Linked DNA regions of Mus musculus: all the other regions are linked to region 2. Evidence: chromatin loops called from intact Hi-C (ENCODE). Cell type or tissue: heart. All regions are shown on one strand. Each heading gives the region's core, and the rest is flanking DNA. Links, peaks and the distances in the headings are about the cores only.

Region 1 (10,253 bases), core at 1,492-9,491, 94 kb after region 2:
CACTGGGCCAAGCCCAGGCGTGTATATTTTCCACTCTTCATTGAGCCATATTATCCTCCTTTTTGTACACCATGCCTTCCACCTCGAAGCAGGACATGCTGGGGTTTGAGGCTGGATTTCTTTGTATTTTCAACCTGTAGGTAATGATCCCTTGCAGGGAGGGAGTTGTGTGTGTTGCATATCAGATATTTGTGATTCATAACAGTAGCAAAATTAGTTATGAAGTAGCTACAAAATCATTTTATGGTTGTGGGTCACCACAACATGAGGAACTGTTAAAAGGTTGCAGCATGAAGGTTTAGAACCATTGCTCTAAAGAATGTTAGGCTTTTTCATACTGTGAAACTACTATAGATTACTCTGGTTTTTGTCAAGGCAGTTTGGCTTCAAGAACAAACCTAAAGTGGATGTGATGGTACATATCTTTAATCCCAGCACTCACTAGGCAGAGGAAGGCTAATAAGTTCAAGGCCATCCTTGTCTACATGTTTATTTAGCTCCAGGATAGCCAGAACTACATAGACCCTGTCTCAAGACAAGAAAAGGAAATTTTAAAGTTAACTGCAGGTGCTTGAGACAGGATAGCAATATGTAGCTCTGTCTGCCCTAGAAATCATTACTGTAGACAAGGCGGGTCTTGAATTTGTGGCAGTCCTCCTGCCTCTGCCTCCCAAGTGCTGGCATTACAAGTATGCCCACCATGCCTATCATCTTTCTTAGAACTCTCCCCAGTGTAGTAGTAGTATGTTGTTCCACTGACTACTCTCCTGGGTGTGTGGACTCCAGAGATGGAACTACCCTTCCAGTCCTGAGCTCTTAAGGTCATAATTTCATTTACCATACCACCTCATCTGGTCCTCAGAGTCCCTTATTGCTGTGTGATGCATCATATCACTGTTGAAAACAGCAAGTAGCATAGGAAGCCAGGCTTGTCCTTAGGTTGACAAACTTTCGTGCATTCTGAGCTGAGCAGCAGAAGAAAGGTCCTTCCAGCCTTCTTTTTCTCATGCATATCATGGAAGAAAGGAAGTTGTGGTTTTCATGTAATTTCTGGAGGGCCTGGGTTCTGTGGAGTGACTTGGGAGACCTTGGGAAGGTCCTGGCATCTCATTTCAGTTCAGCTTTTAACATGTTACAGCAAAACAAGAAGTCTAGTTTATGAAAAGTAAGAGATAAATGGAGCACAACGGGGCATTTGGGGTTCTCCTGAGGTGACATTGGTATCTACCTGAAGGTTTGGTGTGAGTATATATACTTATGTTGTGGATGAGAAATAACAGTACCCCTCTCTCTGGTTCTGTAGCAGATTAAGACCAAGTTTGGGGTGAAGTAGGCTAGAACTAATCCTCGCTTTCTCCTTACCAAATAGGTAAGTCCTCTATCTCTTCTGCCAAATACTTAAACAGCAGGCTTCAGTAGGTGGTAGCTGCTTTAGTGACTGCTAGTTCAGGTGAGGGTTCCAAGACCTCTGCTGGGAGGAGGTACATGGCTCAAAGTCAGTTAGCATCAGCTTCCAATAGCATTGTGTTAGAATGCCCAGGGCTGGGCTAACATTCCTTGCCTGGCATCTGGTTGGTCACCTGTATGCATGTGTTAGCATCTCATTGTCATCAATCCCATCCCATGGAGTAGGGATACCCAGAGGAGGGACTATTTCCCCCTTGCAGGTGGAGCTCCTGATTTCATATTGGATGGGGCCTGGAACATGGCTACAGATGTTTGCAGTAGCACAATTTAGGTAGATGCACTCACTGTGTGGGATGACAGTAAAGTTTCTATGCAATATGATTTTATTAGCTTGGATAGCTTTTAACCAAAAGATAGTTAAAAATGGCCAAAAATATTTAAAAATAATAGTCATTTGTTCCTTACATGAATACTTTCAGCTGGACGTTAAATTACTAAACACATGGGATCCCAGTAAGGCAGGTGAACACCCAGTGTTGCATGTGTGGGCACTCGGGTGTGGAATCTTGGTAGCACTGGGACTCTTCTTCCCAGTTGTTTGGAGGTTGTTCCAGAATAGGTAACAGGAAGGCCAGGCTGCCTGTGCTGTCACTGCTCGTTCTGTTGGCCCTCTGTGATGGAGGCTGACACAGAACCCTGGCCCTTGTTGACGTCACTGATGCACACCCACTGTCCGTCCACCGACTCTTTCCACAGGGTCACCTGCAAGTTAGCACACAAAAGTCACAGGCCTGTGCCTGTTCTGCTGCTCTTCAGCCACATCCTCAGTGTAAACACAGGCCAAGGGAAAAAGCATTTGACTCCCGCTACCTGCTACACTTCTCAAAATGCAGGGGAAGGACTAATCCTTGTTCCATAGGAACACCCTCTAACTAGAGTGACACTGAGAGAGGAAGTATGTGGCAGAGAGCAGGCCAGGTTGGGTCATCTGTGTCACCCACCAAGTGTTGCCGGCACAAGTTAGACAGGACACTATTATATGAGGGACCATTGTAGAGCAAACAGCTGAAAAGGCCTATTCCTGGAAAGAAACTGAGTAGTTGTTCTCTAACAACACTGCCCTGTGGCTCCTCAGAAGGGCATATGCCTTGTGTAGCTCACCTGAACTTGCTACAGAAGCAGAATCCTTATTGCATATATAGGGTGAGAAATGGCCTGAGAAGGCAGACTGTAAAATGCTTCAGGGATGCCAATTAATATCAGGTCCTGACTCTGGTACAAAGAAATAAAGGAGGATGGCTATCCTTTGAGATGGGGCCTGCAAGTCTGTTCTGGAACTGCAGAACAGAAAAGGCTACGTGTAGAGGGTTAAGAAATGTTTGTACTTGTCTTTTAGCAATGAACAATGTTGTCTAAAGATGGCTAGCTTTAAAAAGGAAAGCCATTATGCTAAATGAGATAAGCTAGCCACAAAGGGACATAATGTAGAGTGGGTAGTGAAGGAAGCGCTGAGTTTGTCTTACAAGCTGAAGAATTCTGAAGATCAGCCGCACAGTGTCACACAGCACTTAAAGTCTATTTTACCAGTTCCAGAAAATACAGAGGTATTCCCTAGTCTCCTTTTCTGCCCTTTGTTGGTCTTTCCAGTGGTTACTTGGCTCGTGTCAGAAGTAGGAGGTGGTAAAAGTTCTGTGAACTATCCTGATGCTTAGGAAAGAGCCCCAGGCTCTCCTTGCAGAGGTCAGGCTACACTGCAGCTATGCAAGTCCTGTTGTGTGTCAGCCCTCAAGAGGGTTGGAGCACCCAAGCTATAGTTCAGATCTCCCTCTATGATGGAGCCACTAGGGCCCATATGCTGCACCCCTCACCGCCCACGTCCCCCAATGAGGTATACCTTATTGTCTCCACCTGACACAGCCAGGATGTTGGCTGTGATGGACCAGCTCACGTGCCACACAACATCATTGAACTTGTGTAGGAGTTTAGGTGACCACATATTGCCTGAGGCATCGTCACAGGTCCAAATAAACACTCGACCATCCTAGGGAAAGAAACACATCAGGAGATGGGGGTACAAGCATTCTCCCCAGGGGGGGTTATCTGTACCAGTAGAGAAGGAGGAAAGCCACACTAAAGAGTCTGTTCCAATGTCCTGCTTCTGATCCTTTCGCCCTGAACACATCTCACAAATAGGCTGGGGCCTGGATTCTGTGGTTTCAGGGATGAATTCAGAGAACTGCTATAAACAGACTGTTTTTCTTCCTGGCTGACTAGTGTGTCTCATGTGAACAGGGACAATCATCTTACAAATGAGCAAACAAGAATGTCCAATAAAAACACTAATGGACCTGAAATCCCTGCCTCTTATTTCTCATCCCAGTGATGACAGGAAATAAGGGAAGGATGACTAGTACATGGACCCAAGGTGCCTCCATTCCTCCTACATGAGGGTCAGGAGGGACTAAGCTTGACACTATTCTCAAGCCACATTGGACTCATCTCACTGTACGCTGGCCCTATAGGATCCTTCTGTTCTCTGTCCAAGTCTAAAGGTGCCTACTACCCACCTTTCCCTCTGGGCAGACTGGAAGGAAGGAACGAACTCTAGTGTGAAAATAGGGGATGGGCCTGACCTGAGAGCAGCTGGCAATGGTGCTGGTGGGCAAGCCAATGGAGGGGGCCCAGGCAACATCTCGGACCCAGTCGCTGTGTGCCTCTAGCTTCTGCTCCTCCTTCCACTGGCCATCCTCCTCTTCCCTGCAGAGGAAATCAGAGCAGGAACACAGTGGCTGGCTGGTCATTTCCACCTTGGGTAAAGGGGTAACCTTTCATGTTTTCTTCAATGAGACCAATGAGTAGAATTCCTGCCCCTAAGGTCTCCAGGAAATGCCCTTTCATCCATAGCTCCAAAGTTTGGGGAATACTAAAGTGCTTAGAAAAGGAGCAAGGTGTTTGTTTTAAAAAGGAAGTCTTGACAGACTTTACTGGCAGGGAGAAAGGTGATCTTGCTTTTTGTACACGGTAGCTGAGCAATGACAGGCAGCAGAAGAGATGTCCACACAACTCACTGACCTCCATAGCTTGATGAGGTTGTCACAGCCACCTGATGCAAACTTCTTGATGTAATTGGGTTTCTGCCCTGATGGTTGGTCTATAAGGCTTCCAGGCACAACTGCTGGGGCCCAACTGACAGCATTACAGCCAATCTGCAGAAGGGAACCTGTGGTGATGCTATGTTCTTGCATAGCAATAAAATAAATGTTTCCATGCACTCATGGTGATTTCCCTCTAGTTGTCAGGACTTGGGTTACAGCACACAGATAATGTGATGAGCAATTAAAACCAGCATGGGAGGCAGGATAAGGGGACATGGGACAGCAAGATTGTTGACCTGCCAACAAACCTAGCCAAATCCATGTGCACTTAAGATTCAGTAAGAGATCCTGTCTCAAATGTGAAGAGCAACAATGCAAGACATCTGATATCGACCTTGGGCCTATACATTCACCTGCATATACCTGTACTAACAAGTACATACACACCAAGTAGGGGTTAGCCTTAAAGGCAAATATTATACCAACAGACTACTCAGTAAAAATCCTAGGGATCAGAAAGGCATAAAGTGGTATGTTTCAAGTCCTGACAGAAAATGACAGGACTACAGTGCAGAATCAAGAGAGAAATGAGTATAATCCAAGGGGACTTGGCCTCAAAGCTAGCACTTTGTGAATGGTGGAGAGTCCTGTACCAGAGGGAGGAAGAAAGACTACTCTCAGAGCACATACCATTAGAAACAATGGACATGCAAATGAGGAACAGCAAAGAAACATTAATACAGCGAGTCATCAAGCTACAAAGATAAGCTAGAAAAGGCACATTAAGGAGGGCTTAAACGCCAGGCAGTGGTGGCACACGCCTTTTAATCCCAGCACTTGGGAGGCAGAGGCAGGAGGATTTCTGAGTTTGAGGCCAGCCTGGTCTACAAAGTGAGTGCCAGTACAGCCAGGGCTATACAGAGAAACCCTGTCTCAAAAAAAAAAAAAAAAGACACAGACTAGGCCTGGGAAGATGGCTCAGGACTTGTTAAACCTGAATTTGGACCCCTAGAACACACACTAAAAAAACAGGCATGAGCCTGGCGTGGTGGCATAAGCCTTCAATCCCCACACTCAGGAGGCAGAGGCAGGTGGATCTCTGAATTGAGGCCATCCTGGTCTACAAATCGAGTTCCAGGGCTACACAGAGAAACCCTTTGAGAAACAGCAGAAAAACCAACCAGGCATAGTAATGTGCACTTGCCCAGTTCTGCACTAGTAGGGCAGAGAGAGGAGGACTCCCTGAAGCTCACTGGCCAGATAGTCTATCCAGATTAGTGAGCTTTGGTCTCAGTGGGAGACTGTCTCAACATATATGGTGCACAGTGACAGGCATCAGACATTGATCTGCCTCTATGGGTATGACCATGTATGCGTGCATACTCTACACATACACAGATGGACTAACTTTGAACAAGAACCAACAGTATGCTTGATATAACTCACCTTAGCACCAGACACAGTCATTAAATATGAAAGGTTAAGAAATCAGGCAAACAGAATTGAAACCAGGCAATAATAGTACGATACCAAGGTCACATGATCAATTGATAAGAAAAGAGAGGGCCTCAGATACATAATGGTAGCAAATTCAAAAGTCTGAAATAATGTCATATTTCTGATAAAAAATGGACCAAGTCTGGAAATCAACAGCAAGAGAAACTGCAGAAATTACACCCGGAGACCGAGATGGCTAATCCTCACTATCGACTTGATTTAGAATCATCTTGGACACAAACAACTAGGGATGTCTACGAGGACATTTCCAGAACACTCAACTGAAGCGGCACCATTCCAAAGGCTTGATCCTGGGCTGCATCAAAAGGAGAAAATAAGCTGAACACTAGCCCCCAAAACTTCCCCCTCTCCTTCCTGACTGCTACCGATGCCATGTGACACCTGTCTCACCAGTTGACAGGCTTCTGTCAAAATAAGCCTTTCCTTTCTAGAGTTGCTTTTACCAGAGATTTTGCCACAGCAAGGAGAAAAATAACATATGTGTGTGTATTATAGTTTTGAACAATAAATTACTAAAGAAATTAAGTGGGAAATAAAACGTGTTTTTTGGGTTGGTTTGTTTGCTTTTGAGACATAGTTTCTTTGTGTAGTTCTGACTGTCTTAGAACTAGTTCTATGGACCAGGCTGGCCTCAAACTTGGAGATCTGCTTGCCTCTGCTCCCCAAATGCTGCAATTAAAGGTGTGAGATGCAATTGCCCAGCTTGAGAAAATGTCTTAAATCAAATAAATGTAAATGGAAACATACCAAAAGCATACGAAACCTAAGTAGTACATTAAGTGGAAAGATAGCAAAAGCAGTACGAAGAGGGAGCTTTACAACATCGAGATCCTGCAACCAAACAACACAACTCTGTTCCAGGGAAACCAATGACTGAGGCCTCCAAAGGCACTGTACTCATTATGTGTATACACACCCTAACTAAAATCAACTGGAAAAATGTCAACAATACACGAAACAATGTCCAGTTACTCAAGAAATTAAAAACACATGCAAAGAGGCCATCAAGAAAACAGCTGCAAACTCCATCCAGGGTGGATGAGGTGGGAGAAAGATGCTTACAGAGGGCTGGCAGCAATGCTGAGGGTGGTGAGGTTGTAAGTTAGTGCAGCCACTACAGAAAAGAACTCTACAGGATCCTGCTCTACAGATCCTGGATGTATACCCAAAGGACTCTTATCAGCACGGCACGGGAATAATTCACCCATACACCTTTACCACAATTCAAAGCAGCTACGATCTGAAGCCCTGTGTACACCATCAAAGAAAACAGCCTAGACATACAGTGGAGTTTCTGTTCTGCCTCGGGAGAATGAAAGTATTTCATCTTCAGGATAATAGATGGACTGGGAGATCACCATGTTAAGTGAAACAAGCCTGACTCAGACAACTATCATATTTTCTCTTATATACAGAATATAGGCATAAAAAAACCAAGACATGGTAATATTGACAAGAGACTATTTGGGAAGAGGAAGTAGATTATCTGGAGGAGGAGGAGAATACAAGAGAGGGTAACAGGTGAATATGATCGAACTGTAGGATATGCATGTATTTTTAATGTCCAAACTTGTAATTTTACACAATGAATATATACTAATAGAAAATGCAAAAAGGCAAACATGAAATTGTCAGATGGCCCAACTGTTTCATAGGAAGATACATTCCTAAGGGTAGGAGATTAGAAACATAAACATAAACCCATAAACATTCATAGCAACATTTACTAATAATTGCCTCTGCCTCTCAAGTGTTGAAATTAAAGGAGTCTGCCACCATGCCCATCCATTTGTTCTTTCATGTGTGCGTATTTTATAGAATTACAGGATACCCAGTTAGGGGCTCAAGAAACGTGAGTCTCCACTTTACACCATGCTTTCTGGCCTATTTCATACCTAAGGTCCAAGGACCAGAAAGCACAGGAACTAGATATCTAGGCCAGTCTTTAAAACTCACTGAGTTCTGGGGACCCACAGTGCTTGTCAGCCTCAGGCTTCTGTAGCCAGGTGGCTGGTCAAAGTACCCCTATGCTTCTGTCCCCAACCTGGGTCTTAGTTGTAGAAACCAGTGCCACCTCTGCTTTGGGCTGAGAAGGTGGCTCCAGCAAGTCTAACCTATAACCCTTCCTAGCCACTGCTCAGCCAGGACACCCACTCTCTTCCTAGGAGCACAGAAGACTTTAATACAGCAATTGCTCTCTCTTTCATGCAAAAGGCAGGGGCTGGACTCACCGTGTGAGCATTGTTAATCTTCTTCACTTCCCACTGGCCTTCCCCTGTATAGGTCAGCAGTGAGATGGCCCCATCTGAACTCCCACAGGCCAGGATCAGGCCATAGTCATGAGGGGCCCAGCAAACAGAGTTCACTGTGGAAAGGAGGTACAGTGAGAAGGTTTTCATCCTATATCTACTACTGCGCTAAAAACCACAGGAACTGCCAGCAGTCTTTTGACATTTGGCCAAATGAGGACAAATGAACACCTAACAGCATTTGTCTGTCTTCACAAAGCAAGGAGGAGAGGCACCCTGAGATTCAAGGCTGAGCTTGGAAAGCCTCACTGTTCTTACTAAACTTCTTTCTCTGGTCAGTCTTGGGGACTGACCTCTGCTGTGGATAGACCAGTGAAAAAGCCAACAAATGTCCAAAGGATGGACAACAACAAGAGAAGGGTCTGGGATGCGAGCAGAGCCGGGGCTTTTCCCACCCATAAGACCTTCCTACGCACTCGCCAACTCTACATACCTGAGGAGTCGTGTCCCGAGTGCTCATGGGTCTTCTCCCAAGTGCCGTTTTCCTCCTTCCAGATGATGACTTTCCGGTCATAGGAACAGGAGGCCAGGATATTGCCATACATGGGGTGGGCCCAGGCCACTTGCCATACTGGCCCCTCATGTCTGTAAGGGAGGGAGTCAGGCTGCTCAGAGGGTCAGGGGACACACAGTACCAGTTCCCTCTGGAGAGACAACACAATGTTCCCATTGTCTTTGTTTTTTGAGGCAGGGCCTTCTACTGTAGCTCAGGTTAGCCTTGAGCTTGTGATCCTGCCAGATGTGCCACCACACTTAAATTTGGTTTGTGTTCTACTAGGTTTAGAATGAGAACTCTGCATCTTGAAATGACTTACTTAACATTATATTGCCTCTTTGCCAAAACCAAGTAACAAGTAGCAGGTCTAAAAACATGTAATTTCAAAGTCATAATGAGCACAAACGATATTCTCAGACAACTACACGTAAGATGAAAACTTTTCTTGGTGACATAGTGACAGGTCTACAGTCATTACTGGAGTTTCCAGCCTACATCCAAAATAGAAGGAAATGGTAAACTCAGAGTCATGTAAATAAATGTGATTGTCTTCTCTGTCCCAGTTTGCCAAACTTGTCACCCTATTCACGGAATTTTAGCAGACCCAGGTACCCAGGTAAGGAACCTATACTATGTCAAAACCTCTGAAGGAAAACAGAGATATGACCTTGAAAATGAGCCAAGACCCCAAGGGCTAGAGGGTGAGAGAAAAGCAAACATCTTTTAAATAATCCCTGGCCATCTATCTGCTATGGGCAAACAGAACAAGAGGATGTGTAAAGTTTGTCTTATGGGCCCAGCGAGATGGCCTAGTGGGTAAAGCCCTTGCTGTGTCTGCCAGAGTTCAATCCCTGGAAGCCATGGAAAGGTAGAAGGAGAAAACTCCACAAAATTGTCTTTAGGTGAAATGCATAAATGTGTGCAGGTTGGTACTGTAGTGCTCATTGCTTCTGAACATGGCAGTGTTGCCCACATCAAAGATACTGAGGATGGGCCCTGGATAGAGTCAGGATTATCCCATCTGAGGTTAAGCAGGGGAGGGCTTCAAGAGACAAAGTGCCTCACTTCCCAGGTCTCCTGGTGATAGAACTGGGGATCATACTTGAATGTATCTGTGGCCTTACCTGCACCTCTGCTAAGGGCTCACTGCTAAATGTACTCTGAGATTGCAGGGAATCTGTACTCTCCCCTTTCCTCCCAGGCCTGAGGATCCAGCTACCCTGTGGCCTTCTCCATGTGTGTTTACACTTACCCTCTGAGGTCTGCGATGAGGATCTGCCCTCCATTCCGCACATCGAAAATTTTGACGGACCTATCCGAGGAGCAGGTTGCTAGGCGGGTGCCGTAGTAGTCCATCTGTGCATCATGCTGCAAGGAGAGGACAGCTAGGGAAGCCTGCAGGACGCGTGGCTAACCCCCAAGCCAGGG
Region 2 (10,253 bases), core at 958-8,957:
ATGGGGCAGTCGATTCACATCAGGCTCTTCCTCTCTGTCCTCAGTCTCCAGGCCTGCCTCCTTTCATAGTGCTCAAGCCGCTCTGCCTGGTCTACAGAGCAAGTCCTAAAACAGCCGGGGTGACACGGAGGAACCCCGTCTCAAAAAACAAAAGCAAGCAGAAAAACAACAAAAAAAATTCACATTGAGAACAGATTTTTAACCTATGAAACAACTAGAACAAGTAGTTAACACTGCCCACCCAGGCAGACAACACTGGGTTTGGGATCAGTGCACTGGAGGGACAGGAATGTGTCTCAGTGGGGGAGCACTGTGTGACTTGTCACATCAGAGGCCCTAGGTTCGATCCCCAGCACCACACTGCTGCTGGTCCCTGGCCCGTCCGAAACAACGGGATTGCCCCTGAAACTCCTGGCCTCAACTACCACCCTGCCTCTGTCCTCACCACGCACAGCTGATGGTTCATTTGGGAGATATGCTGGCTAGTTTTTTGTTTTTTTGTTTTGTTTTGTTTTTTGATTTGTTTTTTTGTTTTTGGTTTTTTTGAGACAGGGTTTCTCTGTGTAGCCTTGGCTGTCCTGGAACTCACTTTGTAGAACAGGCTGGCCTCGAACTCAGAAATCCGCTTGCCTCTGCCTCCCGAGTGTGCTGGGATTAAAGGCGTGCGCCACCACGCCTGGCACTGGCTAGTTTTAATGTCAACTTGACACAAAGGTAAGTAAGCTCATCTGGAAAGGACATTTTGATTGATGGAAAAAGAAAAGTACCTCGATAGGATTGGTCTTCGGACTTTGTTTGTTTGTTTGTTTGTTTATGATTCACATGAGAGGACCAGGGCCACTGTGAACAGTGCCAGCGGCTGCCGGTCCCTGGGAGGTACTGTAGTATAGCAGGCTGAGCACAACCAATAAGCAACACTCCATGACTTCTGCTTCAGTTCCCGCCTCCGGGTTCCTGCCCTGACTTCTCCTGGTGGTACTGTAAGCCAAATCAATTAGAACTTATAGGTGCCTGGGTAGAAGTGGGTGGGGTAACTTCTACGTAGAAAAAGTTAAAGCAGGCCTGGGAGCTGCCCCCACAAATTGTTACTAATACCAGACTAGGTGGATAACTCAGGCCCAGGAAAGCCATGGGGACCACTTATGGTAATTGTGGGAGTGTTTGCTAGACAAGGGATACACCTCATCAGCAGCTCACCTACAAGGGGATGACATTCTTTTTTTTCCCCCAAGACAGGGTTTCTCTGTGTAGCCCTGGCTGTCCTGGAACTCACTTTGTAGACCAGGCTGGCCTCAGAAATCCTCCTGCCTCTGCCTCCCAAGTGCTGGGATTAAAGGCGTGTGCCACCACGCCCGGCTGACATTCTTTAGTTGTAACAGGGTGCTGGCTTTTAACTTGTTAACTCCGAATCTGTTTTGGAGCCCAGGCTGGCCTGGAACTTGTGATTTTCCTATCTTAGTCACCCGAGTGTTTGAGCTCAATGCGCGCTCCATTAGAACCCAGAAATAACTCAAAGGACATGCTTGTGGATCCTTTGGCCTTGGACTCCTGGATTCAGGTGATTCTCTGGCCTTGGTCCTGGAGTCAGTAGCTGATAGTGGGCGTCCAGCTAGAAAGTGGCTGACATCTTCAAAAACTCCATTTATTTGGAGGTCAGAGAGGTGGCCCTGTGGCCTTGCAGATGACTGAGATTTGAGTCCGGCACTCACACAGCAGCTCACAACTGCCTGAGACTGCAGCTGCAGGGACTCCAGTGCTCTCATATGGGTACCAGACATGCAAGTAATAAGTGCATAGACACACGTGCAGGCAAAACATCAGTATGCATAAAATAAATAAAACCTTTAGAAATCACATTGACTTACTTAAGCATGGTGGCACATGCCTTTCACCTCTGTAACTTCGAGACCAGCTTAGTCTACATAGTTCCAGGCTAGCCAGAGCTACACAATAAGACTGTCTCAATAAATAAACAAACAGATAAAGTTACATTTATTTATTTCTGCATGTATGTGTTTGTGGGGGTGGGGTGGGGCATGCATGCCTGGGCCAGGGTGTACATAAGGTCAGAGGACAACTTTTGGGAGCTGGTTTTCTTCTATCATGTGGGTCCTGGACATGGACTGCTAGACATCAGTTATGGCAACTGTGATGGTGTGTATGTGCTCGGCCCAGGGAGTGGCACTATTAGAAGGTGTGGCCCGATTGGAGTAGGTGTGTCACTGTGGGTGTGGGCTTTAAGACCCTCCTCCTAGCTGCCTGGAAGCCAGTATTCTGCTAGCAGTTCAAGATGAGGATATAGAACTCTCAAGTTCCTCCTGCACCATGTCTGCCTGGATGCTGCCATGTTCCCGCCTTGATGATAATGGACTGAACCTCTGAACCTGTAAGCCAGCCCCAATTAAATGTTGTCCTTGTAAGAGTTGCCTTGGTCATGGTGTCTCTTCACTGCAGTAAAACCCTAAGACAGCAGTAATCACCTTTACCTGCTGGGCTATCTCCCTGGTTCTTGAAGGTGGTTTTAAAATTGTTTTCGTTACATTTACTTATTTGTGTGTGAGTGTGTGTGTGTGTTTGTTCACACACACATTTGTGAATGTCACAGGACATGTAGAGTCAAACAACTTTTGGGAGTTCTCTCCTTCCACCATGTAGGTCCCAAGGATTGGCAGCAGCTTGTCAGGACTGGTGGTGAGCACCTTTCTCTGCTGAACTACTTGGCCCACTACAGATAGTGGATGTTAAAAGAGAAGTTATGCTGGGCGTGGTGGCACACGCCTTTAATCCCAGCACTCGGGAGGCAGAGGCAGGCGGATTTCTGAGTTCGAGGCCAGCCTGGTCTACAGGGTGAGTTCCAGGACAGCCAGGGCTACACAGAGAAACCCTGTCTTGAAAAACCAAAAAAAAAAAAAAAAAAAAAAAAAAAAAAAAAAGAGAGAGAGAGAGAGAAGTTATGCAGAATTTTCGTGTGTGTGTGTGTGTGTGTGTGTGTTGGGTGGTTCCTGGGGTTTGAGCCCAAGGTCTTGGTCATGCTAGACAAATGCTAACTTGACATATGGGCTTCAGTCTTAGCCCTACTTGGCTTCATCTTGAGACAGGATCTTGCCAAGTTTCCTCGATGCTTTCAAACCTTCAATCCTCCTGTCTCAGCCTTCCAGGTACCTGGGACTGTAGGTGCATTCCAATCATGCCAGGCCTGGAGTACATGTCTGTCAATCTCAATTTTTATTCTTTTCAACTTTAAACAGACATTGCCCAGTAGACAGGGTTTCTCTGTATAGTCCTGGCTCTCCTGGAACTCCCTCTGTAAACCAGGCTGACCTCACTCAGAGATCCACCTACCTCTGCCTCCCGAGGGCTGGGGATTACAGGTGTGTGACACCACTGCCTGACTTGTTTTGCTTTTTTAAACCCTGGTGAACTGTGGGTCCTGTGAACCAAAGCCACATGTATCCCAGTCCATAAACTTTTACTTGAATTGGGAACGTAAGCAAGCCTTGTGCTGAGCAGGCTGTGAGGAGGATCCAAGGCTGTCACACTTGACAGACCGGAGAGGGTGCAGCAACATTTATCTTCCTGGAGGGTAAGATCCATCCAGATGTTCGGTGGACTGGATTTTACTCCACAAAACCTAGTTTCAGGAACTTAGGAAGATAAGCAGAACAATAGAACACTTGCCTAGCTGGCGAAGGACCTGGGCTTGATCCCCGACCTGGCAGAGAAATAAAGTTCAAAACAGTGATTGGAATGGTGGCACACGCCTTTCATCTCGGCAATCGGGAGGCAGAGACAAGTGGATCTCTGTGAGTTCAAGGTCAACCTGGTCCACACCCAGAGCTACACAGAAAATAAATTTAAAATGAGCCTTTTGTTTTTGTTTTGTTTTTCAAGACAGCCACCGAGGGCTAAAATGAACTTCTTTAAGTTTTTAAATTTATTTTACTTTGTGTGTACAAGTGTTTTGACTGCATGTATGTCTATACACCATGTGCATGCCTGGTCCCCAAGGACGTCAGAAGGTATCGGATCCCTTGGAACTAGAGATAGGGATTCTTGTGAGCTGCCACGTTGGTGTTAGGAACTGCTTTTCCAAAAGTAGTAAGGGCTCTCAACCACTGAACCACTTCTCCACCCCACCTCCTCAAATAGGAACTTTTTTTAAAAAAAAGATTTATTTATTTATTATATACAAGTACACTGTAGCTGTCTTCAGACACCCCAGAAGAGGGCATCAGATCTCATTACAGATGGTTGTGAGCCATGTGGTTGCTGGGATTTGAACTCAGGACTTCTGGAAGCACAGTGCTCTTAAATGCTGAGCCATCTCTCCAGCCCGAAATATGAATTTTTTTATTGACATGAAAACTATTTGTTATTGCCTTTTATTATTGTTTTTTTTTTTTTTCCGAGATAGGTTTCTCTGTGTAGCCCTGGCTGTTCTGGAACTCATTCTGTAGACCAGGCTGGCCACCAACTCAGAGATCCTACTGCCTCTGCCTCCTGAATGCTAGGATTAAATATGTTCACCACCAACTGCGAGTTTACTTTTTTTTTTTTTTTTTTTTGATTTTTCGAGACAGGGTTTGTCTATGTAGCCCTGGCTGTCCTAGAACTCACTTTGTAGACCAGGCTGGCCTCGAACTCAGAAATCCGCCTGCCTCTGCCTTCCGAGTGTTGGGATTAAAGGCGTGCGCCACCACGCCCGGCGCGAGTTTACTTTTTAATTTAAAAAAGTCTCACTTTGTAGTCCCTTTGGCCTGCCTTGGAACTCAGTGTGTGTGCAACCAGACTGGCTTCGAACTTGTGACTGTCCTCCAGCCTAAGAGCTGAGGTTACAGGTGTGTCACCTACCCAGATCACTTTTAAATTGTTCAGCACAAGGTTTGATTCGTTCCTTCTGTCCACACTGAAGGCAAAATCTCTTGGTTTTCTCCGCTTAAGTCTCTCCAGTACCTGTTATATGAGCGCATTTTAGGAGGCTGTGGAGGTCAAGTTAGCCAGCCTCAGGGAGTGCTTTGGAACTCTGGATTGTAGGATGCCTTTCCCAGGCCCTTGGTCTACTCCTGACACTGGTCCAGGGGTCGGGTGGCATGTGCTACTGAATGCCACTGGGAGGCGCTCGCTTGCCCGCTCTCGGCCATAGCTTGGGTGGAGCGTGACACCGCGCTTGGCCGCTCGGGGGAGCTTGCTCGCTTACCCAGTGGGGCCGCGGGCAGCGCCGCCCTTTACTAGGGAAGTCGCGGCCCTCCGCCACAGGCTCAGTCGCCAGGCAGTCTCGCCATGGCTTGCTACATCTACCAGCTGCCGTCCTGGGTGCTGGACGACCTGTGCCGCAATATCGACACGCTCAGTGAGTGGGACTGGATGCAGTTCGGTGAGTGACACTACTTACTCTGAGCCAGGACCCGAGATAGACAGACAGATCCACGCCCCCCCACCCCCACCCCGCCCCGTGTTACCTGAGGCCGGGGATTCCTGTGTAGAACGCTGCTGCTTTGCTTTACTTTGCAGAACGAGCTGGAGCTGCCTATGAAGTTGCTTATAGCCTAGGGTGGTCTGCTCACTATGTAGCTTCTTGGCGAGTTTTGGCTGTCTGTATGCTTGTAGAGCTGTTACCAGGGCTGTGATCTACCTTGCAGCCTGTGGTATCTGGGGCCACCCTCCTAACTTCCCTGAAACTTGCCTTAATCTATAAACTGCAGCTGACAAGGGTAGATTCTTTATACAGTTGTAAAAATAAAATAGTGTCAACCGGGCAGTGGTGGCGCACGACTTTAATCCCAGCACTTGGGAAGCAGAGACAGGTGGATTTCTGAGTTCGAGGCCAGCCTGGTCTACAGAGTGAGTTCCAGGACAGCCAGGGCTAAACAGAGAAACCCTGTCTCAAAAGACCAAAATAAATAAATAAATAAAATAAAATAAAATAAAATAGTGTCAAAGAATGTACCTTCCCTACCTTAGTGTCGTCATTCTGTGGCATATTTTCCATTCTTATTATTTTGAGACAGGGTCACCCAGTGTAGCCCTGGTACTTGCTTTGTAGATCAGGCTGGCCTGGAACTAACAGAGCTCTACCTGCCTCTCCTGCTGGAATACTGAGTTAAAGGTGTAGTCCACCATTCCTGGCTAGTCATTTATTTTTCTGCAGTGAGGGAACTTTGATCCTAGGGCCTCGTGCCTGTTAGAAAAGTCACACTACCACTGAGCCATAGTCCAGGTGACGTTCTTGGACTTTTGAGACCTGTTTTTCGTTTGTTTGTTTGTTTGTTGTTGTGTTTTTTAATGTAGCCCATGTTGCCTTGGAATTTGTCATTGTCCTGTCTCAGCCTCCTAAGTGTGGGATTATAAATTTGAATCTCTTGTATTTGTGGGGTAGGGGGTGGGGTGGGAAGGAATAAGGGGCTCATGTAGCTCAGGCTAGCCTTGGATGCCCTGGAACTTCTGACCCTCTCACTTCCATTTTGGAATACTGGGATTGCAGGCTCAGCTTATGTGGTGCTGGAGATGGAACCCAGGAAAGCACTATACACTAAGTGTGGAATAGCCCCGCTACCTTATTCCTGTAGGTCAAACGCACATAGGAACAGTGGGTAAAGGCAGTGTAACTGTTGCCACTTAATCTCCTTTTGTTTTTTCAAGACAGGGTTTCTTTGTGTAGCCCTAGCTGTCCTACTCCCTCTGTAGACCAGGCTGGCCTCAAACTCAGAGATCCACCTGCCTCGGCTTCCCAAGAGCTGGGATTAAAGGTGTGCGCCACCACTGCCTGGCAATGATTTATGTGTGTGTGTTTATGAATTTTACTTGATTATATTTTTGTCGTGCTTGGAATTGAGTCCAAGGCCTTGTGCCTGTCAGGCAAGCATTTTGCCAGTGAGCTATATAACTTCTTAAATGAAATTATGTGTGTGTGTGTTCCATTGTTGTTGTTGTTGTAATACAGGATCTCATGTAGTCCAGGCTGGCCTAGAACTCATTACCTAGCTAAGAATGACCTTGAATTTCTGGTCTTCCTAGTGACCTCTCTCGAGTTGCTGGGATTATGTGTCACCATGCCTGACTTCAGTAATATATTGTTTAATTAAGATGTTTACGATACTGGAGGCTGGCAAGATTGCTCAATGGGTGGAGGCACTGAATATCAAGCCCGTGGACCCGTGTTTTATCCCTGGAACCCTTGTAAAGCTAGAAGGGGAGAGCCCACTCCACACAGTTGCCCCGTGACCCTACCCAGGCGCACTTACTACAATGAGTATCTATTACACAGCTATACTTGATACATAAAGTGGACATGTCTTGTGTTGTCCTGCCAGTTTGGATATATATTATGCATGCGAGGAATCGGATGTTCCTCAGCGGCAAAGCACTCAATTAGCGTGTGTTCCTGGGTTCCACCCCCAGCCCTGTGAATGAAAAGAAAACAAGAAAGGAAAAATAAGTATTTTAAGGTTATGGTTCTCATTCTGGGATTTTTTTTTTTTCTGTCAGTGGCAGTTGCCAATGTCCAGAGACATCTCTAGTTGTCACACCTTGATAGATGCAGAGGCTGAACACCCAACAGGACAGCCCCTCAGCACAAAGCACAGAGCACAGCAGCCCCCAAGGCTCAGCGGGGGGGGGGGGGGGGGAGGTCAGGGAGCCTCTTTACCCAGGAAGAAAAGGAGTTGATGTGCAAAGAAAAGTACTGTAGACATCAGGAGCAGAAAGATGAGGCCCAGTTCTCCACGGGGATGAATGTTCTTGGCTTCCATGAGCCAGTTGTAACGGCCGTTGCTGTTCATGTTTGCTTGCTAGCTTCTGACCATGCAGCCCCACCGTGCTCAGGACTGCACCTCCTGGTCTCTTTCCCAACTGCCTTAAGTGTAGACACTTATGTCGTATTTAAGCCATCTTGTGATTTCTGTACACCAGTCATGCACGACAGACAGCCTGCCTCTTCTCTCTTAAAATATATCCTAGGTATTTTGCCTTGATAATTTTTTTTTAATCCCAGCTTTCTATTGTATAGCTCAAACTGGTGATCCTCCTGCCTCAGCTTCTCCAAAGCTATGATTATACATACCTGGCATTGAGCTCTTATCTCTTGAATGTATTTTCACTCTTTATCACTACCAGGGAGCTCGAGGGCTGGGACGGGAACATCCGAGATGAAGGGAGGTGACTCTCCTTTGTGCCCTCAGCCTTCCTATCCCCTCCTTGCAGGCTCTGTCCTAGTCTCAGGGTGCCCATGAAGATGTCTATTACCACTGGATTGCCCAGGGAACTCTGGCTGAAGTGTGGCTCAGTGGTAGAGTGTGTGCTTACTGTGCCTATGGGCCTGGGCTCAGCTACTGGAATGACATAACAAAGAGAAGGAGGGAAGGAAGGAGGGCGGAGGGAAGGGAGGGAGGCAGGGGTTGGTGGGTAAGAAAGCCTATTACACAGATGTGTAATTCCCGAATGTAGGAAGTAGAGGTAGGAAGATCAGGATGGAATTCCACTCCGGCCTGGGCTACTTTTGAGGGTCTGTCTCAAAAAGCCAAAAACCAAGTAAGCAGCAAGCAATCAAATGATAAACAAACAAACCCATTATCAACCATCACATAATCCACACATTTAAGGAGCACCTCTGTGAGTGCTCACACACACTCACGTGCACACCATACATCCCGCCGCCCCTGCCCCCTCCGCTCTAGGTGTTTTCTGTTGTAGCATTTTATGTGAGTGGGACCATCCTGCGTGCACTGTCCTTTGCGAATGGCTTCAGCATTTAGCAAGTCTTAAAGGGTCATCCACGTTGTAGTCAATGTGAGTTCTGTATCCCCTTCCTTCCTTCCGTCCCCTCCCTCATGTCTCTCTTCCACCCCTTCAGTTTCTCTCATTTACTCTCCTCCCTCCTTTTCCAGTGATGAAAACAGAACCCAGGGTCTCTCACATGCAGGGCTGTGCTCCTTGTTCTAGTATCTCTGCCTCTCTGTCTCTGTCTGTCTCTCTGTCTCTGTCTCTCTGTCTCTCTCTAACTTTTGGGTTTTCGAGACAGGGTTTCTCTGTGTAGTTCTGGCTGTCCTGGAACTCCCTCTATAGACCAGGCTGGTCTCGAACTCAAAGGTCCACCTGCCTCTGCCTCCTATGGGCTGGGATTAAAGGCATGCACCATCACTGCCTAGCTTTCCAGTTTCTTTCTTTTTTTTTTTTCTTTTTTTTTTTTTTTTGGTTTTTTGAGACAGGGTTTCTCTGTATAGCCCTGGCTGTCCTGGAACTCACTTTGTAGACCGGGCTGGCCTCGAACTCAGAAATCCGCCTGCCTCTGCCTCCCGAGTGCTGGGATTAAAGGCGTGCGCCACCACGCCCGGCCAGTTTCTTTTTTATATTCAAGTAATACTCCAGTGTATGGATGTCCAATCTTTTGCTTCTCCATGTCTCCACTGAGGGACATTTGGGCTCCTCTCGTTCTTGGGCAGTCATGAAAACTCTGCAGGACATTTGTGTCAAAGTGTCAGTGTGGACACATGCTTTCATTTCCCTTGGGAGTGAACCTAGGCGTGCTGAGGAGTACAGTGCGCACTGCACTCTTATAGGACACGGTGCCACGTGTTTTCCAGAGGGGCTGTCCTGGTTCCCATGCCCGAAGGACGGCTACTATTTATCTTGTTAAAGCTTGGCAGTAAGACAGGCTTTCGGGCTCCTGCTTATTGGCCATTTATATATCCTTTGCTGAGAACTGCACTGAGTTTGCAAGCCCTGGACATGGCAGAATTACCCAGAGTCCACTGAGGCTTCACGATGGTTGAGGAAATCAAGGAAATTCCTTAGTAGGCCTGCCTGCTCTCTCTGTTTCTGTTTTGCTCTCTCTCTCTCTCTCTCTCTCTCTCTCTCTCTCTCTCTCTCTCTCTCTCTCTCTCGTCACACATACACACAAACATACACACCTACCTCATCCTCCCTGGCCTCCTTTGGGCTCCTGCTCTTTGCCTGTGAGTCACCCTTAGGTGGCTGCAGTTTTCTCAGTCCAGAGGCTGCCCTGAGCCCAAGCCTAGCCCCTCCATATGCAGTTGCCAGCTGGTCTCAGGACTCTGGTTTTCGGTGCCCCAAAGGAGGGAGAAGGCGGGTGATAGTCCCTGCTCTCCAAAGTCTTGGCTGTTGAGCTAGTCTAAAGAAGGTGATCTTGTGCTGGAATCCTGGCAGAGATCATGTGGGAGTATGGAAAGATCTAAAGCGTCTAAAGTGATTGTAAAAGCCCACAGCCACAGCTATGAATCTTCCTTTGGATCAGCAGG
Region 3 (10,253 bases), core at 1,400-9,399, 440 kb after region 2:
ACTCTGAGGAGTGGATAATCACATCCCATCAGGGGAGCTTACACTGTCCACTGAGCTTCCCGTGTTTGTAAGAAACACATACTAAGGCTGGCATGATGGCTCCGTGGTTAAGAGCACTTGCTGTTTCTGCAGAGGACTTGAGTTCAGTCCTCAGCACCGGTGTCTGGTATCTCACAGCTGCCTGTAACTCTAGCTCCAAAGAATCTGATGCTGTCTTTGGCTTCTGCCGGAATCCACACTTGTGGTGTGCACACACAGAAACACAAACATAAATAGAAAGTAAATCTTAAAACAACAACAACAACAACAACAACAACAACACCCAAACCACTCATGAGATAAGAAGGGTAATGAGACAGGGGCGTCCCTCTGTAAGTTTGGGATGCTTCAGAAGGAAAGAGGATGGCCCCCAAATGGAGAGAGAAGATGGGTCTTGTTTGGGTAAGCTTTCCCAGTGATTATCTACTGAAGAAGGAGGAGTGGAGAGGACAGTGAAGCCTCCCTTTTCCTTTTCAGGCAGCTGCTGCCCAGACCGAGGGCTACTTTCACTGATCCATCTACCAAGGGTGATGGCCTTGTCTGTAGGGCTTTATGGTGGTGGTGGCGCCACCTTGTGTCCAAATGGAAAGAGCCGTTTGGATGCTGCCAAGAGGCTTCTAGGGTCTAGGGAACCTCGACTCCAAGCCCAGCTTCTTTCTTCTTGGAGCAACCAATGGATAGATTTACTCATGTAGGTATTCCTTTCTTTTTTACAGTCACTTATTTTTTTTCATTAAAGCACCTGCTGTATACCTCGAGACCAAACCTGAAAGTATAAGAGTGGACCATTCCCGGCTTCAGCATCTGGGGCTTTTACTCCGAGAGAGGGACAGGCACAATCAGGATTTGTGCTCCCAAAAGTTAGTGCAAGGAGCCTTCATAAAAAAAAATCTAGGAAGATGTCTGGGAACAGGATGACTGTAACTCATCTCCATTCTGCCCTAACCAGTATTCTCCAAAGCTCTGCCACTCTTGGGAGGGTTGTGGCTGGTGTCTTGCTGTTCCCTCCTGCTTCTCTCCTTCCTGAGGGTCACATCAAAGGGCCCTGTGGGTGACCACACGGGCATCAGCACTCAGGATGTCCCTCAGGTAGTTCTGAGACATTATTCCCTACGCACAAGTATCGATGACGATGGTGACAACCGTAACAGCAGCAACTTTCAGTGATGGCTCAGCTTCTTCCAGATGCTATGCTAAGAACTACCTATTCCAGGGGCTGGCAGGATGGCTCAGTTGGTGAAGTGCTTGCTGGGCAAGCATGGGACCCTGAGTTTGAATCTCTGGCTTCATGTAAAAAGTCATCTGTGGTGGCACATATATGTAATTTCAGATCTGGGAAAGGGGTGAGAGGAGGATTCCTAGGGCTCGCTGGCCAGCAATCCCAGCCCATCAGTAAACTCCTAGTTCAATGGCCGAGCTTGTCTCAAAATAAAAAATGGGAAGGGACTGAGGGTGACGCTGGACCTCGATGTTCCATATGCACAGGCACAAAAACCCCACCTAATCTTTACGCCTGTCTTCAGACATGGGACACTCTCCCACCCATTGTACAGGGAAGAAAAAAATCAAGGCTTGTTGAAGTGAGGCTGGAAAGAATGTATCCAGTCACTCCATCTACGGCTGCTTGTGAGCCATTCCAAATTCCCAGCTTCCCACTGCTCACCTAAGCTTCTACCAGAGCTCAGCCAGCTTGTTCCAGAGGCTAGACCCCACAAATGTTTCCTACTATGGACAAAGTCTCAGTTTACTTTGGTTGTAACAGAACAGCCTAGACAGGGTAATTTATAAACAGTGAAGGTTTATCTGGCTCAGGGTTTTGGAGGCTGAAGCCCAGGAGCCTGGCGAGAAAGGCAAGTGAGGGTGTAAAGCATTGAGGCAGGAAGTCACCACTGCAGTTACAGTGACAATTTAGTCACAGAGCAGAACCCTCCGTCAGGGCCGTCACTTCTTAGCGATGCTACCCCACCTCTTGATCCTGTTCCTGTGGCAACTGAGTTTTAAAATGGGGTTGGCAGGGACATTCATAAAAGAGCGGCCACTCCACTCCCTTCAGGGGAGGTGGCTGTGTTTGGGAGCCAGAACTTCCCTAAGCTATGAAGCAGGTAAATGCAGACCTGGTTGTCCTAAGGATGAGGATCGTCCCGTGACTCTCGTACCCCAAGGGTTCATGCTCAACTGCCGTGTCATATGTCACCTCCTTTCCCAATACCTGGCCCAATAATGTCTGCAGCTGCACTTCCACAGCCCAGATGTAGTTTGGTTTTGATGAATGTCTAGGATCTTCCTGTCATACGTACAAGCCTGAGCGGCCCCTGAGCTGCCCCTGGAGGTGGTGGTGAACATGGGGACCTCATCTGACCTGGAGAAGTAGAGCGGCTCTGTGACCCCACTTCCTCCACACCAAGAGTGTACTGGCCCCTCCCACTTCCCCCACACCCAATGTGCACCTCCAGCCCTGTGTGTCATCCCTTCCATTTCCTCTGAGTTAGCTCCTCTCTATCTGACCACCTTCACTGCCTTCAACAGCCCAAGGCTCCTTCATCCTTTTATCCTGCAAACCCACACCCTTCCTAAGAGCAGGGACTCTGTTGCCCATGTTCCCAGAGTCCAGAACAGAATCTGGGCTGGAGAGATGGATCAGTGGTTAAGAGCATGTGTTGTTCTTGCACAGAACTTGAATTTATCAGCATCCACTTTAGATAGCTTGCAACCAGAGAATCTTACATTGTCTTTTGGCCTTAGAGGGCAGTTCCACACACATGTGCAAGCACACACACATACATGTAGATATAAATTAGATTTAATTCTAAAACATAATAGAGCAGAGTACCTGAGATTGGATCATTTATTAAAACAAAACAAAACAAACAATCCCATCCCTTTACCTGGTAGTTTTGGAAGATGGGGTCCCAGGTAATGGGGCTGCAAAGGACAGGAGCCTTCTGCAAGGTCCATAGGTGACAGAGCACTGCTTGGTGAGGAAGCAAGAGTGCCTGACAGGGCTCACTCTCTTAAGAAAGCCATTCCTGAATGGCCCACAAGCCTGTTAGTACTCCACGAGGGCAGAGCCCCCAGGACCCATTAATCTTCCAGAGGCTTCCCCTCCAAACAGCATGACTGTGTGACCTTCCAAGACATGACAAACACTCAAGTCATATAACAGGAGCTTGGCAAATGTTTGCTGAGTGAGTTAGTTCACCCTCTGGCCCTGACCTCACCTCATCCTGCCCCTTTTCCATCTCCTTCTCCTCACCTACCTGAGTGCTGTCACACTGGCTGTGACTGCTGTCCTGAGATCTGCAACAGTGGTCACCTAGAGCTCCCCAGCTCCTAAAGGGAGCCCCTTGGTGACAGAAGCCCTGTTGGAGTGGCACCCCAGTCCTTGCTCTCTACTGCTGTCTTCTACAGAGTATGGCTATCATGGACATCAGACTTGGCCATGGAGTAGGTGCAAACACATGCATGTCTGGGTTGCACGTCCAGTTTCTCTGGGGAAGGGACCTGAAAATGGGCATTTCTAGAATGTTCCTAGGGCAGACTGTCACTGCTGGCCTAACAGCTGCACGAATCACTGACCTAGAAAAATACACAGCACAGGCAGGAAGAGAACTTAGTGTATCATCTCTTGAGTTTGCTGACCTCCTGCCTGCTCTCTGCAGGCTTTGGGGATGGGAGGACAGTCACCTCAGAAAGGACTCGGGTGAGAACAGCATGTGCTGAGGCCAGAGCTGTGCAGTGGGCTCTGTCAAGTGAGGAGACCCTAAGTCGTCATCCGTGTTCCCTTTGCAAATCCTGAGAAAGTTAATTATCTGACCTTGAAGCATCGGGTCGCTGACCTTCCATGGACTGGCCCCCACTTGTCCGTCTTACAAAGCACATGATAAATAGAGGCCCAGAGCGATTTCTCTGGGAGGTTTTGTGTCCGTATTTTAATAACCGTTGAGCAGCGCCATGGGAGCCAATTACAAAACTAGGACAGTTCCCCCTCCCACCCTGAGCCACTCAGTGCCTATCTCTGAGAAGTTGTGGGTGGCTAACACTGACAGGTCCGGAAGGGCTCTGACACAGTTTCCCCAAGCAGGTGCAGTGGGAACAATTTGAAACTTTGTTCCAATAAGGCAGAAGTCATGGTGTCCCTGAATCCTGCCCTCCTCTTTAACCAGCTTCCCTGGCTAAAACTGAGTTTCTCTTGGAGTCAAAACATGGCAAGGGGGTGGGATTGGAGGCACCAGCACTGGTAATTTCCACTTCTGTCACCATGCCACCATCCCTGCTCTCTCTGGAGACCCAGGGTGGGATCTATGCTGTCCTGCTGTGCAGGGCCTGAGGTTAAAGTTTGGGAAAGCGCTCTGTCTATGAACTTCTTGGGAATGGTCTCGGCTTCTGGATTTCTTTCCCCACAATGTGAAGGTCCCCATTCTAGATGTGTAACTCCACCCCTCCTCAGAGGCCTGGATCCTGCTGAAATCAAGATGCGGCATCTCTGGTGACCAGATATAGAGTCACCACTAATCCCAACACTAGGTCACTCATGGAATTTTGAGACTGTGGGTCCAGTGACTGCCAGTATTCTGACATGCTGGCTGTACATTATTTCAAATGGCTCTCTCAGAAAGGCTGGTCCAGCCTTGGACTTTGCCAACCATTGTGTCTTTAGAGCTAGGTTCATAGAGCATGCTCAATATACAGTGAATGAATGAATGTTCCTTGTTATGGCAGAAGCATGTTACCTAGCTGGGAACTTTGGCTCCTATCCTGCTGACCACTGTAGGGAAGTGGCTACTGGCCACTTTTCTATGTCAGAATGACTCACCTGGAAGGAAATTACCCTGTTCAAGGCCATACAATGATGGGATCTGGGCTGGGGGCGGGGGGGGGGTCTGTGTTCAGGCCTGTGGGGATGGTTATCCGCTGACAGCTCAGACTCAGATCACTGCAGAGAGCAGGAACCTTGGAAGACATGATCTATGGTGACAGAGTACGCTAGGCAGGCTCGACTTGGAGGTCAGGCAGCATGGGGTGTCTATTGAGAGAGACCTACATCAGTGTCCTTAGAGGGAGAGGGGAGTCCGGGAAATGGTCCTAGGCTGACCTTGGGGAAGGACTAGAAGAAAATGCTTAGTTTCCAGGGCTGGGGAGGGGCCCTGACAGACTGGGCAGAGCCAGCCAGGAAGGGCAATCTTCAATGACCCCCACCAGAATTTATGAGGCAGGTGGCTGCCTTGGTCCTGCTGCTTGGATAGGTTCATCAGGGCTGATGTAAGGAATGAATGAAGATGTCCTGCACTAAGGTGCAGGTCTACTGTGTGGTTAGTGTCTGGTCAGGGGAAGAACAGATGTGACAGGACCCCAAGGGATAAAGTGCATCTGCCTATTGCACAGAGCATTCTGGAAAGCCGTGGGCACCCTGACTCTAGTGGGCTCCCAGGGCTGAGACAAGGGTGGGTGGCAAATCTGCATTCCAGGCTGACTGGGGTCACTCCGGGACAGCGGAGGTTGTGGGAAAATAGAGGCACTTAGCCAGCAGTGCCTCCTCCACACTGCAGGGACTTGGTGTCCTTAAAACCAGGACAAGCCTGCCACCCAGTGCTGTCCTGGATCATAACAGCAGCCTGCAGTGTGGCTGCCACCCTGTGCCTGGCCTGAGAGTGCAGCTACACACTGAAGACTCTGATGACCTAGGGTTACCAACCATTCTCTCCCCAAAGCATGTTTTTACCCCAGTTCACCACTCCAATAGCCCAGAGCCATTCTACAGAAGAAAGGCAGGCATTCAGCCTGGTCCTTCCACTCCTGGAGGCAGTGGCGTTTGCATTAGGTATGGTGTGCCTGGCCATATTTTAAGGTGTTATTCTTATGGTTACTGTATGTTCTGGAATGTTGTATAATGTACAACTTGTTAAAGTCTCTATCTTTTGTTGTTTTGTTTTTGTTCTTGAGACAGATAAACAGCCTGGGCTGGCCTTAAACTTACAATCCTGTGTCAGCTTTCCACATGCTGGGATTAAAGGTATGCCTGGCTTATTCATATATATGTATATATTCAGATATGATGTATGTCATTTATATTCCACAGTAATAGCTAATCATAAAAATATGATAAACATGGCCATGTCTTACATAACAATGTTTCTATATAGGGGACCACCCATGTGTCAGCGCCTCTGTGACATTGTATCACACCTAATGACATCATACACATTTTAGTTTGCACATGTATATTCCTGGATGTTTTCATAACCTATGTCTTAAACGTAGTTATTACTATCACCAGGCCATGTGACTGCGATTAAGACAAAATCTTCACACAGACCCATGACCAAGGAACCCCACCTCACAGATGGCATTTCTGAGATGCAGAAAGGTTGATCCTTGGTCGTGGGTCAGAGTTAGGATCTGCATTTGGGTCCCAGGAAGACAGGAGTCCCTGGGGTCCAGTTCCCTAGCTGCTCTGTCACAGATATGCCCTGTCTTCAGAAGGCCTCTGAAAGAGCCCCGAGAGAGGAGAGTCAGATTTCCCCCACGTAGTCACAGTTTACAAGGAATCCCCTGGACTCAGAGTTACAGTTGGGTGTGAGTCACCAAACTTGTTCTGATATTGAACCCAGGTCCTCTGCAAGAGCAGCAAGTGCATCTAACCACTGAGCCATCCCTCCAGCCCCCTTGACTCTCTCATCGGTAAACCTCTGCTATCCTCTGGCTCCCATTGCTGTGGTTTGGATCTGCCCTGCCCTCCTGTGTGTTAAAGGCCTGGTTCCCAGTCTGGGGGCTACTGGAAGGAGGTGGGACTCTTAACAGGTGGGGCTAGGAGGGAAACAGATCTCTGAGCATGTGCCTGTGGAGGGGCCTGAGGGACACTGGTTCCCCCACTTCTTTTACTTCCCAAGCAGGATGTGAACTATTTAACTTCCTGTATAGAACACTCCCATCATTGCCACCTGGAGCCCTCAAATGAGGCCTGAATGCCATAGAGGTGCCTGGCACAGACTGAGGCCCCCATAACCATGGGCCAACCATGGACCACGTCTTTCTTCATAAGTCAACATCTTAGCCCATGTCATGATGAAGTAAGAGTCCAATATATTCACCCTCAGGATGACTCCCAGATTTCTAAAGCTCCATCTCATTGAAAGTCCTTGTAAGTGGATCTAAAAGTGCTTTGTGCATTGATGCTTGATTGGACGAATTGTGGGCAGGTGGACCAAGCCAAGAGGCCAGAGGGGCAAGTGGAAAGAAGAGAGCAAGAGAGGGAGGAGGGAGAGAGGACAGGGAGAAGAGAGAAGGAAAGGAGGGGGAGGAGGAAAATGAAGGAGGGAGATGGAAGGGGAGAGGAGGGAACTGGTGCTCATGGAACACCTGACCTAGGACCCTCAGCACTGCCTGTGGGTGGCCATCATTTCTGTAACTTGAAGCATGAGGTGACAAGGACTCCTCCTGCACCAACCAGCTGGAAAGTGACATAGCCAAGATTTAAAGGGAGCTTAAATCCTTGCTTCTCAGTGTGGAGTCCCCTGTTTTTCCTCAGTCCCTGGAGGAGGCCAGATGACCATGCCTAGCTCCTGGGCTCCTGTCCAGTGAGGCCTATGTAATCAGACACCTGGCTCAGCCTGGGCCATGCCTGCCTGCCATTCACTGGGGTCACAGACAACTTCCTTTAAGACATGAGATGTTGTGTTTGTGGTGCCCCTGCCCCTGCTCAGCTCTGTGACCCTGTCTGTGCCTGTGGCTAAATCTCTCTGGGTTTCAGTTTTCTCATCTGTGAAATAGGCTCATGTCTTGCAAGGCTCCAGAAGGCAGCGGAATACCCTAAGGCATGTGCACACATTTGCAAAACTGCAGACAGCACTCGGGCCAGCAGCCTCTGAACCATGCTGTAAGGGGGGTAGGGGCAGGGAGGGCTGAGCGCTCCGTCACTGGACTTGACAATCAAAACCAGTTCTGACCACAGCTGACTTTTCTGTAAACCCAGAAGTGGAGAAGAGGGAATACACTCCCATTATCATTAAAATATCAGCACTTGGCTGAGGGGATGGCTCAGTCAGTAAAGCCGGGGCCTGAGGTCAATCCTCAGCGCCCATGTAAAGACAGGAGCAGGGAAGTAGAGATAGGCAACCCCTGGGCCCAGCTGGGCACCAGCCTTGCCTAAGTAGCAAGTTCCAGGCCAGTGGGAGATTCTCTGTCAAAAAATGAGGTGGGCAGTATTCCTGGTGAACAACCCAAGATTGATATCTGTCCTCTACATATATACAGACATGTGGACTAGCACACACATATTTGCGTGCGCATGTGCACACACACACACACACACACACACACACACACACACACACACCAGCTTTCATGGAGGCTAAACATGTCTAGGGCCTTGTTTTATAAGTCATAGAGTCTGTGGTCACCAGATCTGTTACCTTCTATATCTGCCCCTCCCCCATACTGATGGGGACAAAAGGTGACTTGACATTAAAAAAAAAAAAAAAATCAGCCGAGCAATCTAGGACCCTTATCCTGAGGAGCAAAGACCTCATTAACACAGTCAGACTCCTAAGAAAAGTTAATTGAAGTGAACAAAATCTCAGAGAATTTAGCTCTCCTTTTGAGAGACTATTTTTGGCCAAACTGAGACAGAAAGACAAAGAAAGCACACCCAACTACAGAGAAACTAATTTGGAAGCCGTAATGGAGGACAAGCGGCTAGATTTCCTCAGAACCCTGGAGACACGATTAGTTAAGAAATAATTAGGCGCTTGCTGTCCTTGGGGTAACAGAAGCTAAAAACGAAGTGGAGAGACATTGAGAGTCACCAGAAAGGTCGCCGGTTGCTCTCGATAATGTCTCCTTCCCAGATTTGAAGATTTAAGAATTATTTTGCCAAAGACTCATAAAGGCTCCAACAACTGGTCAGAAGAACTTGGAGTGGGAGGAGCTGCAGGAGTTCTAGAGGAGTTCCCTGGGACAATCCAGGGGTCTTGGACCTCCAGAGAGCAGGCAGTACCTGTGTTTGGTGGCATGAGCCATGCCCCCTGCTGAGAGTAGAGCCTCCTTATCATTGGGCCTGGTTGAGTGGTTTCTGTACAGGCCTGAAGAGTGAACAGTTTCCTACAATTGCAGAGTGACTGACAGTATGTAGTTGAGGGGGTGTGGTCCTGGTCAAATAAAACTTTATACAAACAAGGGTGCCACAGCTTTCTCTCTGCTCCTAAAACGTCCCCTGGCTCGTCCTATCTTGCAAGCCTACTTGCAAGCCCCTGGTTTTAGGAGAACCAGGGAAAGCTGAGGAGTGAGCTTCAGACATGACTTTAGTCAATGCTGCCTAAAACGTTCATTGACAGCCTCTTCAACCAACAGTGCTGGGAAAAGTGGGCATTCGTGGGCAAAAGGAGGAAACTAGATCCCAGCCTCTTACCCTGTACAAAAATCAATCCAAATGAATCAAAGGCCTGAATGTGAGACCTGGAACTCTGAAACTACTCCAGGGCAGCGTGGAAAAGACACTGTAAAATGTACGCAGAGGCAAGGACCTTCTGAAGACCTTAAGAGGTCAGGGAACAAGAGCCAGAATTGACTGTAGGATTGCATGAAACCAAAGACAAAGGAAAACCACAGTACAGCAAAGCACTGAGTGATGGCAGAGCCTGCAGAGTAGAAGACTCTTTGCTAGCTGTGCACCCAAAGGGATTAGTATCCTAGTACATAAAGAACTCAAAAGACCAAATACCAAGAATGATCCAGCCCAACAAATGAATTATTGAAAAGAGTAGACAGCTCTCAAAGGTGAGGAACAAAGAGCCAATAAGTGTACCAAAGGATCGAGGCGCTGTAGCTGCCAAGGGAGTGCAGTGAAAACCATAGTGGGATCCCTTCTCTCCCACTCAGAGTGGCTGTCACTCAGAGAACCACGAACACTGGAGAGGATGTGGAGAAAAGGGCCCTGCTCATTGCTGGTGGGGTGTGAACTGGTGCCAACAGCGTGGAATTCAGAAGCGAGGCTCCTCCCCCAAATGAAAATGGTACTATTATACTGCATCCCCTGGGCACAGCACAAGGACTATAGGTCCACACCCCACAGAGACACTTGCATGCCTATGCTTGTTACAGTGGAAACAGCCAAGTCATGGCAACAGCCTGGGTGTCCATCAACACAGGAACAGACGAAATGTGGTCCATGCACACAACACATTAAATTATTCAGCAAAGAATGGGTTCTGCCTTTCCCC

What was found. A loop is a pair of places that touch in the nucleus more often than their neighbours do. Peaks named below come from ENCODE experiments on the same cell type or tissue, not always from the same donor. Only the 100,000 strongest peaks of a DNase experiment are listed, where the experiment ranks them.
Region 1: it touches region 2 in a loop (2.6-fold over the local background); 2 of 42 quality-filtered maps call a loop at or near these places.
Region 3: it touches region 2 in a loop (7-fold over the local background); 9 of 42 quality-filtered maps call a loop at or near these places.

Annotation. Positions count from the first base shown.
Region 1 is chr6:113,726,295-113,736,547 of GRCm38, forward strand. It overlaps Sec13 (SEC13 homolog, nuclear pore and COPII coat complex component), which reads right to left. Exons shown (of 9, transcript NM_024206.4): 3 at 10,078-10,193; 4 at 8,763-8,914; 5 at 8,252-8,385; 6 at 4,480-4,613; 7 at 4,041-4,164; 8 at 3,302-3,448; 9 at 1,758-2,169. The coding sequence ends at 2,056. Among named protein-coding and RNA genes, the nearest start is that of Sec13, 9.3 kb to the right of the region's middle. In heart, for the core only: no CTCF peak of the experiment used is centred there; no DNase peak of the experiment used is centred there.
Region 2 is chr6:113,633,268-113,643,520 of GRCm38, forward strand. It overlaps Irak2 (interleukin-1 receptor-associated kinase 2), which reads left to right and starts at 5,200. Exons shown (of 13, transcript NM_172161.4): 1 at 5,200-5,374. The coding sequence starts at 5,281. In heart, for the core only: no CTCF peak of the experiment used is centred there; a DNase peak (open chromatin) is centred at 5,164; H3K4me3 peaks cover 901 bases; H3K27ac peaks cover 1,093 bases.
Region 3 is chr6:114,071,174-114,081,426 of GRCm38, forward strand. No RefSeq gene overlaps it. Among named protein-coding and RNA genes, the nearest start is that of Gm36023, 18 kb to the right of the region's middle. In heart, for the core only: a CTCF peak has its summit at 5,645; no DNase peak of the experiment used is centred there; H3K27me3 peaks cover 2,446 bases.